Regions from separate parts of the Homo sapiens genome. Here region 1 is linked to region 2. The links are chromatin loops, found by intact Hi-C in ENCODE. Cell type or tissue: OCI-LY7. All regions are shown on one strand.

What was found. Hi-C counts contacts between places; a loop is a spot of excess contacts. Peaks named below come from ENCODE experiments on the same cell type or tissue, not always from the same donor. Only the 100,000 strongest peaks of a DNase experiment are listed, where the experiment ranks them.
Region 1: a loop joins it to region 2, with 10 times the contacts of the local background. A loop is called at or near these places in 39 of 110 quality-filtered maps.

What each region holds. Positions count from the first base shown.
Region 1 is chr2:131,150,282-131,158,281 of GRCh38, reverse strand. No RefSeq gene overlaps it. Among named protein-coding and RNA genes, the nearest start is that of PLEKHB2, 49 kb to the right of the region's middle. RefSeq lists enhancers at 1,516-1,685, 3,659-3,928. In OCI-LY7, CTCF peaks have their summits at 3,916, 4,122 (motif pointing left), 5,789 and 5,990; DNase peaks (open chromatin) are centred at 4,091 and 6,031.
Region 2 is chr2:131,668,899-131,676,898 of GRCh38, reverse strand. No RefSeq gene overlaps it. Among named protein-coding and RNA genes, the nearest start is that of LINC03124, 9.6 kb to the left of the region's middle. RefSeq lists enhancers at 2,610-3,247, 3,248-3,887, 4,063-4,362, 3,888-4,526, 7,724-7,903 and a cis regulatory region at 7,696-8,000. In OCI-LY7, CTCF peaks have their summits at 2,538, 2,747 (motif pointing left), 3,847 and 4,051 (motif pointing right); DNase peaks (open chromatin) are centred at 2,768, 4,298, 4,658 and 7,858; H3K4me3 peaks cover 2,495 bases; H3K27ac peaks cover 2,131 bases.

The sequences.
Region 1 (8,000 bases), 520 kb after region 2:
ACACATTTATTTACTATTTACAGCTGTGGAGGTGAGCGATCACAGTGTGAGCAGTGCCGCATCCTTCTTGGAGCTTCCCCGGGGAGCATTCAGCTCCTTATGCTAATATGCATAGCACCACTCACCTGATTGTTTTTCACTCAGCCGTTATGATCTTCATGGTCTTCATTTACTTCCATTAGTTCTGAAATGATTCTTTGTGCCATGATTTACTTTATTCCCATTATTGGACATTTAAGATGTTAACAATTTTCAGCTAGGTATGCATGATGAGCAACTTTGTGTAGGAGACATTTTTCCCTTTTGGGGTTATCTTTTTTGAGATGGATACCCATAAGGACATGGTCAGAGTATGCACATTTTTAAGGATTTCAATACATACTGTCAAGCTGCCCTCCCGATAGATGGCAGTGTGGGAGGTGTCCACCACACTACACCCTCAAAACTGGCCCAGATCTCTGCATTCACAATCCCTGAGCAGAGCAAGGCTGGACTGACGGAAAGCTGTGAAGGCACATTCAATGGGGAGTTCCTGGGCCAGGAGATCCAGGAGGGGCACTGAACTGGCACAGTCACCAAGGAGCCCATGGGGTGGCCAAGAGCAGGCACATCATGTGGCCAGGAAGAGGGCAGGGCTTAACCACAAGCAATAGGTGGGCAGGGGGTTGATAAAGGAGGTGGAAAGAATGGAGCACAGGTGGAGGTGTGGGCGGCTGGGCCACGTGGTGGTGGGAGCTCCTGAGCACGATGGAGCAGAGTCCCTAAGTGTGGATCCTACTAGGGGATGGGACAGCCCCTAGATGACAGGCCACAGCCAAGGGCCTGGCTATAGGAGGCCCGACTGCCCGCGGTGCCTCATGTGGCTGTGGCGTTGTTTAGGGAGCAAAAATGCCTGGCAGAGGTCCAGCGGGGATGGGGTCAGTCCAGGTGCACTCTGCTTCCAGCCCATCACCCGGCACAAGGAGATTCACTAGAGGAAGGGGCTCCATTTTCTGACTCATGCACAGCTACCAGACAAGCTCCTAGAGCCTGGCCATGCCCAGCCCAGGACCAGGTGTGGAGCAGTTAGTTGCTCAGGGCATGTTTGATGAGGGACTAAGGGAATGAATGAATGCAGAATGCCCTAAGACCCTGCACAAAGAGGCCCTCACTTTACTTTTGGTCACAGCCTCCACACAACACAAGGACCGCTAAGGCAGGTCTCCCTTCCATGGCTAAAGTGAATGAATGTCCCCACCCCCAACCTCCCCAGGGGTGCTGTGCCCATCCAGCAGGCCCGGGCCTGGCCAGCAGAGGGCTGGCCTCATGTCCACCGGCTGCATGAGGTGAGGAGGGCAGGCTCTGGAGTTACACCGGCCTCAGAAAACCCCGCTCCTGCCGTCCCTGCTGTGTGGCCTGGGGCTGCTGAGAGAGAACGGCCGGTGCACATGGCAGAACAAGGCCAGCCTGGTGCCCACACCCACTCCTAGCTCAGCTCATCCTCACATTCTGCTGAAACCCATGGCCCAGGCCCACTGAAGGAAACCCTCCAGGACAGGGCTTGGAGCATGGTGCGGCCACAGCACCCCAGGGGGTTTGATCAGTAATTTGGAGGAAACAGAAACTGAAAGTGTAGCTCTTCTGTCTGCAGCCGGTCCACCCCCACCTCCCCGCAGCCTTCCACCCTTCTGCCCCCACCTCACAGGGTGCCCCAGGTGTCCCCTCATGCTCAGGCATGGTGCCACCGCCTAAGGGCCAGTCTCCACCTCCAGCCTCCTAGGGGCTGAGGGCCTGAGGACCAGCACAAACTCCTTGGCCTTTCCTGTTTCATGGTAGCAGGGCTTCTGCTGCCTTCAAGGTGTGTCCCAGGAAAACCAGCCAAGACTTCAGCCCTGAAGTCAATGCTGCCCCCTCGAAGATAGCCTGAGTGTTTGCCACAAGTGACATGCTTAGGGTCTTAATCAGGCATTACTTTCCAATCCGCGAATGTGGGACAGAATGTTATTAATCAACTCCACAACTGCTGAGCGTAGCGTCCAAGCTGGCACCAAGGTCCGTTGGGACCTGCCTCTGGGAGAGGGTGGCTGAGAGCCCCTGCTGTACTGGCATCTCCCGCTCTGAGTCCTCATCTGTAAACGTGGTCCTCAGAGCAGCCCTGAGAGCTCTGCGCCCAACAGTCTTCTAAGTGGTCCCGTGTGTGTTCGTTCCTCACTCCAGCAACTCTCTAAGGCTGACGCTGTCATTGTCCCATTTACAGACGTGATTGCTGAGGTTCAGGGAGGATTTTGGGGGAGGTGGAGGCAGCTCGGCCTTTCTCTCTCTGGAGCTCTCCTCTGGAGACCCCACCCAGCAGGCGCTGCCTCCCAAGGCTGGTGGCACGGCTTCTCTTACAGACCCGGTGTTGTGCCACGTGGCACACAAGACCCAGGACAGCCAGGCCTGGACCACTCATGTAGCTGACTCAGGGCCAGGTGTGAATTGGGAGTGGAGATGATAATCACCTCTCTGGACATTAGATGCAGGGTGCAGGAGTGACGGTGTGGGGGCAAAGAGCGCGCGCACGCGCACACGCACGCACACATGAACAAGCACGCACATGCACGCACGCACACATGAACACGCACGCGCGTGCCTCAAGGCCAGCTGCGCAGTGTCCACGTGGAGCCTCCTGAGGGCAGGACCGTGCCCCCTGGCTCCCTCGTGCTGCCGGGCCGGCCGCAGGGCCGCAGCGGACACCGATGAGGGAAGGACAGCCCCGCAGAGAGCGGAAGTAGCGGGCGCGGACCTCGAGGGGCTGGACCCTCAGCCTCCACCGCGCCTATGCTCAGGGCCGGAGCTGCGCGAGGCCCCCTGGGAGAGGCCCAGCCCCTGTCAGGAGGGGTCTGGGGAGGGAGGCTCCAGAAGGTGCAGGGAACTGGACTCACGGCCTCCCCCATCCCCAACTCCAGTTCACTCGGCTTTCCACTGAAACGTGGCAGGGACACCGATGCCCTCCACGTGCCCAACCCGCCTTGCCCCCGCGCCCTCTGTTGCTACTGTGCCCAGGCCTCTGAACTGACCTCCGGACATTCCCACTCGGATGTTCAGCAGAAATCTCGCCCTTCACAACCACACTCCTAAGTCTCTGCCCCACAGCATCACCTACGAGCACCCCCGCACAAGGCCCAGGAGCTCTGCCAGAAATCACTTCCCCCCACCCGATAGCCGCCCTGCAGCCAGCCATCTCAAGGGCTCCCGCGGTGTGGCCACACAGCTGCCATCCCCAAATCGCTTTCCAAAGTTCTCTGCCCTCGCAGCCCACGGCCCATAGCCACTCCCGCCTGAGCCCGCCTGCGGGCCTCGCACAGCAGCTCCTCGCCTGGAATCCAGCGCACGCCCTTCCGCGACCCGGGCAGTCCTCCCGATGCTCTGCCCAGCCCCGCTGGGAGGATAGCGGCTGGGTTGGTGTGGCTGCAGGCAGAGACCTTGCCTGCCCTACTCAGCCTCCTCCACCGGCGCCCGGGAGGGTGTCCAGTGCGTCCGGGGGTGTGGGCTGGCCTTGAACTCAGGGGAGCTGGAGTGGGCAAGCTGGGAGGGGACTGTGGGCAAAGCCTGCTGGGCTGTGTTCAGTAGGAGGCTTTTGGTCCACCAAGCCTGTGGTGGCGGTTAGGGACGTGTAGTTACAGGGCCGGGCAGGGCCTGGACCAATAGCCCAAAGTCGGCCTCAGCATTGGCACAGCAGGACAGGCCTTCGGAGGCCCCACCGTGACGACGGGACTGGGTGGAGGGTCAGAGGCCGTGGCCAGGAGTCACAATGGGGACAGAGCAGGGTGGTTGGAGAAGCCTCCTAGGGCAGAATAAGACAGTGAGGACTCGGCAGTAGTAGAGGAGGAGTTGGGCGTGCCCCGCAAATCTCACAACATCCCACTAGGTGCTGTGGGGCTGTCCCTGTCCCCACCACACAGGACGCTGACATATCTGCCACCTTCGGGCCCAGATGACTCACCCTGAGCAGTCAGAAAAGCACAGGGAAGCATTCATCCTGTGAGAAGCTCAGAAGCCCTTTACCCTCTCAGGACCTCTCCTGAGATGTAGCAGGGGCCAGGCTGGCGAGGGAGGTGTGGCAGCCGGAACATTCCTGAGGCTGCCCTGACACCTGGTGGCAGCCCTCAGAACTAGCAGCTGCACAGAGGAAGTGCCGTTGAGCAGGAGTGAGCGCAGGAAGGGGGAGAGAGAAAGGGGGAGTGGGAGAGAGGGAGTCCATTCTAGACCAGTGGTCCTCAAATTTGAACCTGTAATGGCATCACCCTGAGGGCTGTCACTGACTTGGGAGATCCAGAACTGCTGGAAAATCAGCATTTCTAAGAGGCTCCCAGAGGCTGCTGTGCTGCTGGTCTGGGACCAAGCCATGGGTCTGGGAAAGGAATGGAGGGATGTCTCTGCTCCTACTGGGTGCCTACTGGGTGGTACTGTTATTACTATACCTTCCTTATAAAGGAGGCCACTGAGGCTAGAGAGGCCACGTTCCCACGCTATCCACATCCATGCCCACAGAAGTGATAAAGATTTGAATTCAGTGCAGCCCCAGAGTCCTCCCTAGGGGTCCCTGCTGCACATCTGTTGAGCAGGTCATAGCCTGGGTGTGTCTGCACCAGGTAGGCAAGACGGCTCCTGAGAATGGGCCCTGCCTAGCACGCCTGCCAGGGGACTGAACCAGGAACACACAAGCTGCTCACCTGGCCTCTGACAGGTTAGTGAAAGAACTGGGCAGGGCCTGCCTGGGGTGCTACCTAGGAGCACCTAGCTCACTGCCCTTTGGAGGTGACCCTGTTTGAGAAATGTCATTCTGATGACATAGCAGTGGAGGGTCTGATGGAGCTGCCAGCTCTCCTGGGGCCCAGGAGGAGGTGCCTCTCACCTGATTCCCACTTCCCAGGCAGGGGCACGCCCAGAGAGCCATGCAAAGCCAGTGCTGGGCCCCTTCCTGCCTCCCACTGGCCAGTGACTGTCCCTGGACTCAGCAGCACCACAGGAGGGGAGGAGGCCGTACTGTCCAGTGTCGCTCCTCAGCATCGTGCTGAGCTGGAGGGAAGGCCAGGAGGCCTCCTAGAGGAGGGGACGCCTGTCCAGCAGCTCAGTGGACATCAGTGAGTTGAGCAGGGAGGGAGAGGAGAGAGGAAGGCAGAGGCCTCAGAAAGGGCAGGCCTTGGAGGCCAAGACCAGGGGAGTCAAGGCTGCACAGAATCACCTGAGGGCAGGTGGAAATGCAGACTCGGGCCACCCGAGACCCCCTCAGGACGTTGTGGCTTTAAGTCCCAGGAATATGCATTTCTTTTTTTTTTTTTTTTTTTTTTTTTTTAGATGGAGTCTTGCTCTATCGCCCAGGCTGTAGTGTCGCAATCTCAGCTCACTGCAAACTCCGCCTCCCAGGTTCACGCCATTCTCCTGCCTCAGCCTCGTTGAGTAGCTGGGACTACAGGCGCCCACCACCGTGCCCGGCTAATTTTTTGTAGTTTTAGTAGAGACGGGGTTTCACTGTGTTAGCCAGGATGGTCTCTGTCTCCTGACCTTGTGATCCGCCCACCTCGGCCTTCTAAAATGCTGGGATTACAGCTGTGAGCCACTGCGCCCGACCAGGAATATGCATTTCTAACCTGCTCCTGTCCACTGGAGTTTGGACCTCAGGATTCCCAAGACCTTGGCAAGGTGGCCAACTTGTGCCCCCAATACCAGGTAAAATGAGAGCAAGGTGGCAGAGTAGCCTCTGCCCCAGCCCAGCCCACACTGCCTCCTCCCTGCCTGCTGGGGTCCCACAGGTCCCAGAGCCAGCCACCAAGCCAGGCAGGACCTCAGGCCTACCCAGGTGCCTCAGGGTACACCACATCTGTCCCTCATCTGTAAGCCTGCATCATAAGAAACATTTATTGTCAGTAGTTACAAAGGTTCCCAGCACCACTCTCCATGCCTCCCATCTGTGCTGACTCAGTGAATGCACATCACAGTCCTTCAGGGTGCTCCTACTGTACCTGTCGTAAACAAAAGGGGAAACGCAGCGGCGAGCCGCCCCCCAGAGCATGCAGCTGGTAAATGCCCGGTGATGGCTCAGGCCAGGCATCACTGCCACCATGCCTCATTACCCCCACCTCCACCAGCTTAGGTTAGTGGTTGAAGGGAGAAAGTTCTGCAAGAAGAGTAAAAGTGGGGGATTATGCAAAGACTAATAAAAGGTCCGGGGAACACAGAAATGCCAAGACTCCATGTTTACATTCCCTGGAGGGGCAGAGGAAGCCCTTCCCACCTGCAAAGCTCAGGCGTGGCAGGGCCTTCCTTGGCCATGAGAACAAGAAGTGAGTGGTCTCACCTTTGAGGGCAATGGAGACACGAACTGTCACCCAGTTTTACAAATAACAGAAGAGAAGCTCAGGAAAAGAGGAACAGAGGGTCAAATCTGCAGAGGACTCAGTGTGCCCAGCACCGTGCTCGGCCTTCCTGCACACTCAGGTCACTTAGTCCTCTACCAGCCCTGTGGGCTTGGTATCACCCCCTTCCCTCCAGCCATTCACAGACATGAAAAGGCTCAGAAGGGCAAGCCCCGACCCTGGGACCCCACGTGGTGTGGTGTTATCTGGACCCCTTGCTCTGGTGAGGCCTGGGCAGTGGGAGCACTGTCCCCCTCCCCAAGTATGGTCTCGCTGACTGCTGTGCCCCCTCACCTGGCACAGCACCCAGCGGCAGCTCATCCTGGTCAGCTTTACTGTACGGCAAACAATGCTCCCCCTGCCTTCCGTGACATGGAGCCCCTGAGGGGCAGCTGTGAAGGCTCTGCCCCATGAGTCTTATCTGGGACCACAGAGGAGGGACAGCTCCTGCAGTGGTGAAAAGGATGAGAAGGCTGGAGAAGCCCCCTCTGCTTCCTACAGCACCTGCTCAAACATGACACACTCACACCCCCTTCCCCCAGGCATGGCACACCACCCGCTAGGCTTGGACTCTGTTCCTCCGGTGGGCAAGATGGCATGGGCAGGCTCTCAGCACCAGGCAGGAACTTATAGGCCGCTCACAGGGAAGGGGGAGCAGGACAACCAGGGGCAATAACGCAGTCATCCTCAGCATGACTGTAATGTAATAAAGGACAAATGGATGGAGGAACTATATTCCTTGCTGGAAAGGGTGAATATCTTCTCTAGGCCCATCCACAACAGTTGGTAAGTGGGGAAAGAAACGATTTAACAGCAACGAAAATATCAGTGACCAAATGACATTTGTGTTGTGTGAACTAACAATTTGCTTGTAATTTGCAACCACTGGCTTTATTAATCAGTAAAAACTGTACAAAGTAAATACAAACCCAACTTCCACCGAGAATTGGCGATACTTGATGATCATGATCTGTCATTAACTACGGCCTGTTATCAGCAGCTGAGGCGAGGGCCATTTCTTCCTGGGTTCAGACGATACTTCCCAGACCTCAAGCACTGAGCCCAGGCCACATGATTAGCCCTCACCACTGGAAGGGGAGCGCCACTCCAGAGCTGAGGATGGGTGTGTCTTCACTGTCTTTTCTTCCAGCAGGTTGTATAAGTTCCCACAGCAGATTCCAAGGCAAAGAGATAAAAGCAGTTTTGGTCCCTGAATGACAGCCTGGAGCAGAAGCCTCTCATCCCTTATGAACCCACAATGGACTGCGACTTGAACAAGAAATAGAGCTTTTCGGTCGAGCGTGGTGGCTCACTCCTGTAATCCCAATACTTTGGGAGGCCAAGGCGGGCGGATCATGAGGTCGGGAGATTGAGACCAGCCTGGCTAACATGGTGAAACCCCATCTCTACTAAAAATACAAAAAATTAGCCAGGTGTGGTGGCGGGCACCTGTAATCCCAGCTACTTGGGAGGCTGAGGCAGAAGAATGGCGTGAACCCAGGAGGCAGAGCTTGCAATGAGCCGAGATGACGCCACTGCACTCCAGCATGGGCAACAGAGTGAGACTCCGTCTCTAAATAAATAAATAAATAAATAAATAAATAAATAAAACAAAAAAGTCAT
Region 2 (8,000 bases):
TTCGAGAAACTCTGTCTGTACTAAAAATACAAAATTAGCCAGGTGTGGCGGCACATGCTTGTAATCCCAGCTACTTGGAGGCTATGGCAGAAGAATCGCTTGAACCTGAGAGGCAGAGGTTGTGGTGAGCCGAGATCACCCCGTTGCACTCCAGCCTAGGCAACAAGATCAAAACTCCATCCCCCCGCTCCCCAAAAAAAAGAAAAGAAAAGAAATCTGAAAAAAGGAAAAGAGAATTGAGGATAAGGTTTTGGGATACAAAATCCAAAATCAAGTGATAGAAATAAGTTCAAATATATCACTTTTTCCTACCAAACCTAGAGGGATTAACCTCATATATTAAAATACAAAATTGTTAATAACAAAGCAGCACTTTCAAATTAAAGAAAGAAAAATAATGGGAATAAAAATTTTAAGTAAATATTCACAGAAAGCAAGCTGCTACCACAAAATTAATTTTAGTTCAAATAAAATTTAAGGAAGAAATAATAAACAACAGGATAGACACTGCACATGGAGGGACAATAGAACCGAGTAGGTGAAGCAACGTCAAGTCCAACGCTGGCCTCGCCTCCAGGACGTACAAAGAAACTAACAGGAAGAGCAGGTCTAGAGAGGGATGCTGGAACTCATACTTCTGAATTTAAATGGGAAATAGACAAAGATGTTATGTGTTTATAAAATATTTTAAAATCACAACAAATGCTGAATATACATTTTCTAATATATGTAATACTTACTAAATGGGACCCATATTAGGTTGCAAAAGAAATTACAAAAAAACTGGAGCTAGGGACCAAAGGACTAACAGAAGTCAGAACAAAAAACACGCCCCATATATTTTAGGAAAAAACGGCACAGTGATTTAATGGTAAATCACTATAAACATGAAGGGATTCACCTAGAATAGAGATGAGATTCCAGAGTTCAAGACGACAACATGTGTCAGCCTGACTTTCTGAATGACTGCATAGGAAAGCCTGCCATCCAAGGAAGCGCAGAAAAGGACACCCCTCAGGTCCTGGATGGAGGAGGATGACCCCCAATACTGGATGGAGAAGGATGCCCCCCAGTCCTAGATGGAGAAGGATATCCCCCTCAGTCCTGGATGGAGAAGGATGCCCCCTAGTTACTGGATGGGAAAGGATGTCCCCCAAGTCCTGAATGGAGAAGGATAACCCCCCAGTCTTGGATGGAGAAAGACAACCCCCAGTCCTGGATGGAGAAGGATAACCCCCCAGTCCTGGATGAAGAAAGATGCCCCCCAAGTCCTAAATGGAGAAGGATGCCCCCCAAGTCCAGATGAAGAAGAATTTCCCCCACTCCTGAATGGAATAGGATCCCCCTCAAGTCCTGGGTGGATAAGACACCTCCCAAGTCCTGGGTGGAGAAGGACATCCTTCAGGTCCCAGATGGAGAAGGATGTTCCCCAAGTCCTGCTTGGAGAGGGTGGCTCTGGGGACCGCATGGGGAAGGATGCCCTTTTTCCAGCCTCCCCATCCATACTTATCCTGACCTGTTAGTGTAGAACAAAGAGATTTGGAGGAAGAAACACGGGACTAAATTTACTCAGAATGTTTTCCTTTTAATTAACATTTTATAAATTCTGATTTTTCTTTGATAAAAATAAGCGAAATGTATGATATAAACACAGTGTAACAACCAATTAGACCTATTTTTCCAAATCTGTGTCCTGGTTACCGGCTCTATTAGTCATTCTGCTTTGCTGTATTTGTAAAACTTCTCAAAATTAAAGATAAAAGAGTTTATTGCTAGTAACATGTACAAATAGGCATTGAATAAAATGTGACTCTTTAAAAATTAGTTTATTCTATGGGCTTCTTTTGGTGTACTAAGATTACTAGTGGATCTTTATTACAAGCTCACTGGTAAAAATAGACAATGTGATAATATTCTAATTTGTTAGAAATTAGTGTTGAGTGAGTATTAATCAAAACTTTAAAACCAAAATACATGGACATAAGAATAAATTATTCGACTTAATTATCTACTGACTTTAAATTCTAATTGCTAAATTTACTTTTTGTCCATTTCACCTCCTTCAAATCGCCAATTAACTCTTCATTTTTCTCTCCTGTCAATATTTTATTCTCATTTATTTTTTTCTATTTCCTGATTTTTTGAATAACTAAGGGAGTCGTGTTTTGCTTGTGTTAGAATGACTTCATTACACCAACCCATTAGGCAACTAGACCCTCACCAAGGTGAGCACTAGGAGACTTCAGACCATGGAGCCTCTCCTGATTTTTGACTCAGGCTACCTGGCAACTGTGTTTAAATTACGAATTGTTTAATTTTTTAGATCCCCTATAGATAAAGAAGGATTTTAATAACCATCAATTTAAAATGCACATGGACACTTTGTAACTGACATTTATTGCAGTTTCTGTGCTGCAGCCTCATGAGTAACTGTTTGTAAGGAACATCATGTTCCTCATTCTGCCCTTGCTCCTTGGGCTCCAACGGGAAAAACCAGAAATTCTGTGGGTATAAAACATGGAAACATTCATTCTTTGAAGAAAAAGGCTGCAAAGCAGAGACAAGAACAGGGAAAGGATGTTATCGAATACATGCAAATGGATAAAATATGAATGATTATGTTCTCATGTTCAACCCAATTTTTAAAAATGGATGTATGAGCAGTGCGAGCATTTACTCAGGCCATGGTGAGCCTGTGGGCAGCGGTGGCAAACCCGGACTCCGCCCGCCGACACCAGCGGCCCGGAAACCCTAGCGCCAGAGGCCACCTAGTGGCCAAAGTCAGGCAGTCGGCCCACAGCTGCAGGAGAGCTGCAACGCGCCCTTCAGCGGATTCCCGGAGGCTGCACAGTGCCCAGCTCCCGCCACCCGGTGCTCTGGGCGCGGGCAAGTGACCCTCAGGCCGTCTGGGACAGGACCAGCCCTGCGGCCTCAGCGGTGGGCTCAGGGGCGGCTGCCAAGTGCACACGGTGAACTATAGCAGCTGTGGCAGCCCCCGACCCTGTGCAAGCCACCGGCAGTGCAGACCCCATGACCAAAAGCCGCCGCGTCCCCTAACTCAGGCGGTCGGCCCCCCAGCAGCCAGAGGGGGGAAACCTGCAGCTCAGCCCCATCCCAGCGCCTGCACTGTGCTCAGCGCCCGTAATCCCACTCTCTGGGCGCGGGCAAGGAAGACTAGACCTTAGGGTGGGAGGGCGGTGCACTCGCGGACCCTCAAGCCTTCTGGAACAAGCCCTGCCATCCTCCGCCGCGGGATCAGCGGCAGCTGCCACATGCACACTCCTGGAAGCAGCATTGGTGGCAGCTCTGGTCTCTGCCAGCTCCAGCAAGAACGCGGACCCCAGAGCCAGAGGTCACTGCAGCGCATGTTAGGAGGTTGGCCTCTCAGCCGCAGGAGGGCAGGAATCTGCGCTCAACCAGATCCTCATGGCTGCACAGTGTCCAACGCCCACGACCCCGCAATCTGGGCGCTGGTCTAGGAATAACGGACCCTAGGGTGGAAGGGAGGTGCACTCACCCACCCCTGGGCAGCCTCACACCAGCCCTGCCAGCATCTGCCTTGGGCTCAGCTGCAGCTGGCGCCTGCGCATGGCACAGGGCAGTAGCAGTGGCAGCCCTGCCCCTGCCCTCAGACACCAGCAGCAAAGACCCCAGGGCCGGACGCCTCCAAGGCACTTAAGTCAGGTGGTCGGTCCCATAGCTGCAAGAGGGCGGGAATCGGCTGCTCAGCCCCATAGCAGCTGTGGCAGCCCCCATCTCTGTCCATGCCACCAGTAGCACGAACCCTAGGGCCAGATACTGCGGTGGAGCCTAATTCAGACTGTAGCTGCAGCAAGGCGGGAATCGGCCGCTCAGCCCCATCCTGGAGGCTGCTCTGTGTCTAGCGCTCGCACACCACGTCCTGGGAGCAGTCTAAGGAACAGCAGACCCTAGGGGGTAGGGCGGTGCACTCAGCGACCCTCAGGGTGTCTGGGACCAGCCCTGCCAGCCTCTGCCATGCTCTCAGCTGCAGCTACCATCGCCAGGTGGCGCCCGTTAGCAATGGTGGAAACCACACCCCCCTCCTCCGACCTTACCTGCCCCCAACAGCAGTGCAGATTCCATAGCTGGATGCCTTGCCAGGGCGGGAACCAGCCGCACAGCCTATTCTGGGCAGCTGCACAGGGCCCAGCGCCCGAAACCCCGAGCTCTGGGCGCGGGCCAAGGAAGAGTCCACCCTAGGCTGAGAGGGTGGTGCACACCGCGATCCTCAGGCTTTCTGGGACCAACCCTGCCGGCTTCTACTGAGAGCTCAGCTGCAGCTGCCACCTGTACAAGGGCGCGACAGCAGCAGAGCAACCCGGCACTTTGCCTGCACCAGAGCCCTGACACGGGGGACAAGGCCGCCTCAGCGCCTAATTCAGGCAGTCAGCCCCGCAGCTGCAGCAGGGCAGAAACCTTTGCCCTCGGCCCAGTCTCCTTGGCTGCACAGTTCCCAGTGCCCGCGACCCGAACTCTGGGCTCAGGCAAAGGAAGAGCGGACCCTAGGGTGGGATAGTGCTCCACTCAATGACCCTGAGGCTGCCTCGGAAACGCCTTGCCAGCCTCTGTCATGGGCTCAGCTGCAGCAGCCACCTGCACATGGCGCGCGGAGCAGACTTGATGGCAACTCCAGACCATGCTTTTACACCAGCCAGGCGGACTCCAGGGCCAGAGGCCGCCCAGCGGCTAATTCAGGTGGTCCGGCCCCAGCTGCAGGAGGGCGGGAACCGGCAGCTCAGCCATTTCCTGGCGGCTGCCCTGTGCCCAGCGCCTGCACACCCTGATCTGGGCGCCTACAAGAAAGAGCTGACTCTAGGGTGAAAGGACCGTCCACTCAGCGACCCCCAGGCTGTCTGGGACCAGCCCTGCCTGCCTCTGCTGTAGATTCAGCTGCAGTGGTAACCTGCACAAGGCGCGCAGCAGCAGCTGTGGCAAACTCCGACCCTGCCAGCTCCACCAGCAGCGCGGACCCTTGGGCCAGAAGCCTCCACGACGCCTAAGTCAGGGTGTTGGTCTCTAGCTGCAGGAGGGCAGAAACTGGCGCTCAGCCTCACCTCAGAGGCTGCATGGTGCCCAGAGCCAGGGCCCAGCTCTTCTAGTGCAGGTTGGAGAGGCCCCCCAGGCTGGAGAGCAGTGTCATGAACACAGCTTACTGAAGCCTCAACCTCCCAGATTCAAGCTACCCTCTCACTTCAGCCTCCTGAGTAGCTGGTAGCTGGGACTACAGGCGGGTGCCATCGTGCCTGGCTATTATATTTTATATACATTTTGGAGAGACAGGGTCTCACCATGTTGCCCAGGCAGGTCTTGAAAGCCTGGAGTTCAAGTGATCCTCTCACCACCTTACCTCCCTCAGTGGTGGGATTATATGTGTGAGCCACTGTGCCCTACCTGCCGCTTTTCTTATAAGGATACTTGTCATTGGATTTAGGGCCCATCCTAATCATCTCAAGGTGCTGGATTTAATTACATCTGCAGATTGTTTTCCAAATAAAGGCACATTCACACATTCCAGGTAGACATATCTTTTGATAGACCACCATGCAATCCACTCTAGGAGTATTAACGTGCCGTGTGGACTGAGGCACCAAAGAATCACATTATTATGTCATATAACTTGCCTTATTTGTAGTGACCCGTGGGCTTGGAAACAGAACCATATGCAGCTGTCAGGGAAGTGCACAGTGCCTGACCTTTCCCGCAGCCTCCTCCCTACTGGTCTTCCATGAGAGGATCATCCCTTGAGAGTGTCGAGAGATTCCTGTTAAATGCTAAAGACCACAGGGGCGTTTGGGAGGGGGAAGATGTTTGGGGAGCAACTTAGTTGTCCTGAGGTGCCTATCACCCTTCACTGTTTCAGCAATATGGATCTTCCAAGGACCTGGGAATGGGAACCAGGCATAAGACAGATACATGTGGATGAGAAGAGGCCAGAGTCTTTCTCTGTGTAGGTACCAGCCCAAGATGAGCATTGCTCCAGAAACACATGCACTCATGATGCTAAACCCAATCTATTGAGGACTTAATACAAACTGAGATTTGTTTAAAGCATTTAATTCTTACCACAGTCCTTTGACATCTTATTATCTCCATTTTACAGATAAAGAAACAGGCACAGAGGGTTTAAGTAACATGTACAAGATCACACAATCACAACTAGTAAAGCCAGAATTAAAGTCCAGTCGGTCTGCATTCAAAGCCTGTGCTCCTGCCCCAAAATGAGAAGTAATGACTTAAAGGCAAGAAAAACAGACCCTCCTTTACCCACCATCCTCATACACAGACTTCCAGCCCAGGATCTGAGCCATTTATTCATTTTCTCTCATATTCATTCATTCATTCAGTTCTTCATCACACATTTAGTGAAGTTCTGTCGTGGAATGTTCACACAGAAGGTACAAAAATGAGGCAGGTGTATTTTCTCCCATCTAACAGGGGATGACCACATGAAGAGAACTGATGGGCTGTGTGTCCCATGGCCTTACAGGGCAGTGGTGGAGGGTGGCCCAGGTCATCCACTTTCTGGGGAGGCAGAACCAGAAGCACCAGTTGGACAACTACTAGAGATGTTTATGCAGCCTCATATGTTAAGTCATATATTTTGAAAGCTTTTTAAATTTTTTCTTTAAGAAGATTTTAGATGCTTATCACTGAGTACCAGAGGGATGTAGGCTGGTGCCCTTATTAACAAAGTCAGGGACCGTGGCACACAAGGATTGACTACTGCAGATACGGTCACAATGCTACCTCTAGATGGCCTGAATCCCCCTGCCCTCTCTGGTGGGGAGAAGGGCTGGCAGAGCCATTAGCATGGGCTCCGGCCAATCCTGGCCACTTTGATGCTCCTGGTGCTGACCCAGGGTCCTGGAGGAAGGGATGAGGTGGGCAGTAGAGATGCTTAGGGCAGCAGCCCCTTTCCATCCACACTGGAACTATTTCAGTATTTTACCACCAATTCGGCCATTCCGTTGTGCGCTGGCTGAACATCAGCCCTGCTCCAGGTCTCAGTTTCCCCTTTGTAAAAGGAAAGCTCTGGATTCAGGGGTGACCAGAGGTCATCATGGTCTTGAGATTCGAGGCCTGTAGGCAGGGGGTGAGAGGTTCACTAGGAGCACAGAAGGCCAAGGTTGGGGAGAGGCAGCAGAGAGAGTGGCCTCCCTTCGGCCCAGGTGGGAGGTTCACAGAGACACACTTCCTTCTTCCCCAAGGCAGGACTTGTTATAGTGAGCTTCAGGCAGTCTGGCTCTTAGGACTAACTAGGATGTCACCCTCCCTGCAGCATCCACCACTCCATAGACAACATGAGAGGAGTGTGTAAGTATAACTAGAACAAGCTAGTGTCCTGATATTCTCTGTGATGGAGGGGACAGCCCTCCTCAGAGACCCGGGGGGGCCCAGAACCATGGGCAGCCTGAACACACTTTACTTTCTCAGCAGTGAAAATCAGAACCCTGGCCTACTAAAGCAGAAATTAAAAAGAGAAAAACCTAAGTTCCTGCCTGTTCCAGGCTGACTCACTCCAAGGCCGTGCTAGAATTAAGATAACTTTATATACAAGGCCAGGAAGAGCCCAGAAGGAATGGACTCCAGGAACAGGGATGAGAAAAACAAGTTCTTATCAGCTTCCCCCTTTGAGATTCTTTCCCAGGCCAATATTTCTTTGTTCTGCTCTCATAACTATTTTTGTAACTATCTCTGTAAGTTTATAAGGATTTTTTAAGTTCCTGTTTTCCATCTGTGTGACCCTGAGAAGGTCACAAGACATGCCTGAGCAAGCCTAAAATAGTTACCATCTGCTGAGAGCCTGCTGGGTGGCCCAGCAGAGGTCATCAGACATGTTTGAGTCATACACTTGTCACTGTTTGATTAACTGCCTTTGTTCTGCTTCTGTAAGCTTGCTAAGCCCGCCCTGTAAGTTTTGCACAGCTGCATGCTTAAAAACCAGGCCCCGTCTTTTTTCCGGGCTCAGCCTTTTGGAT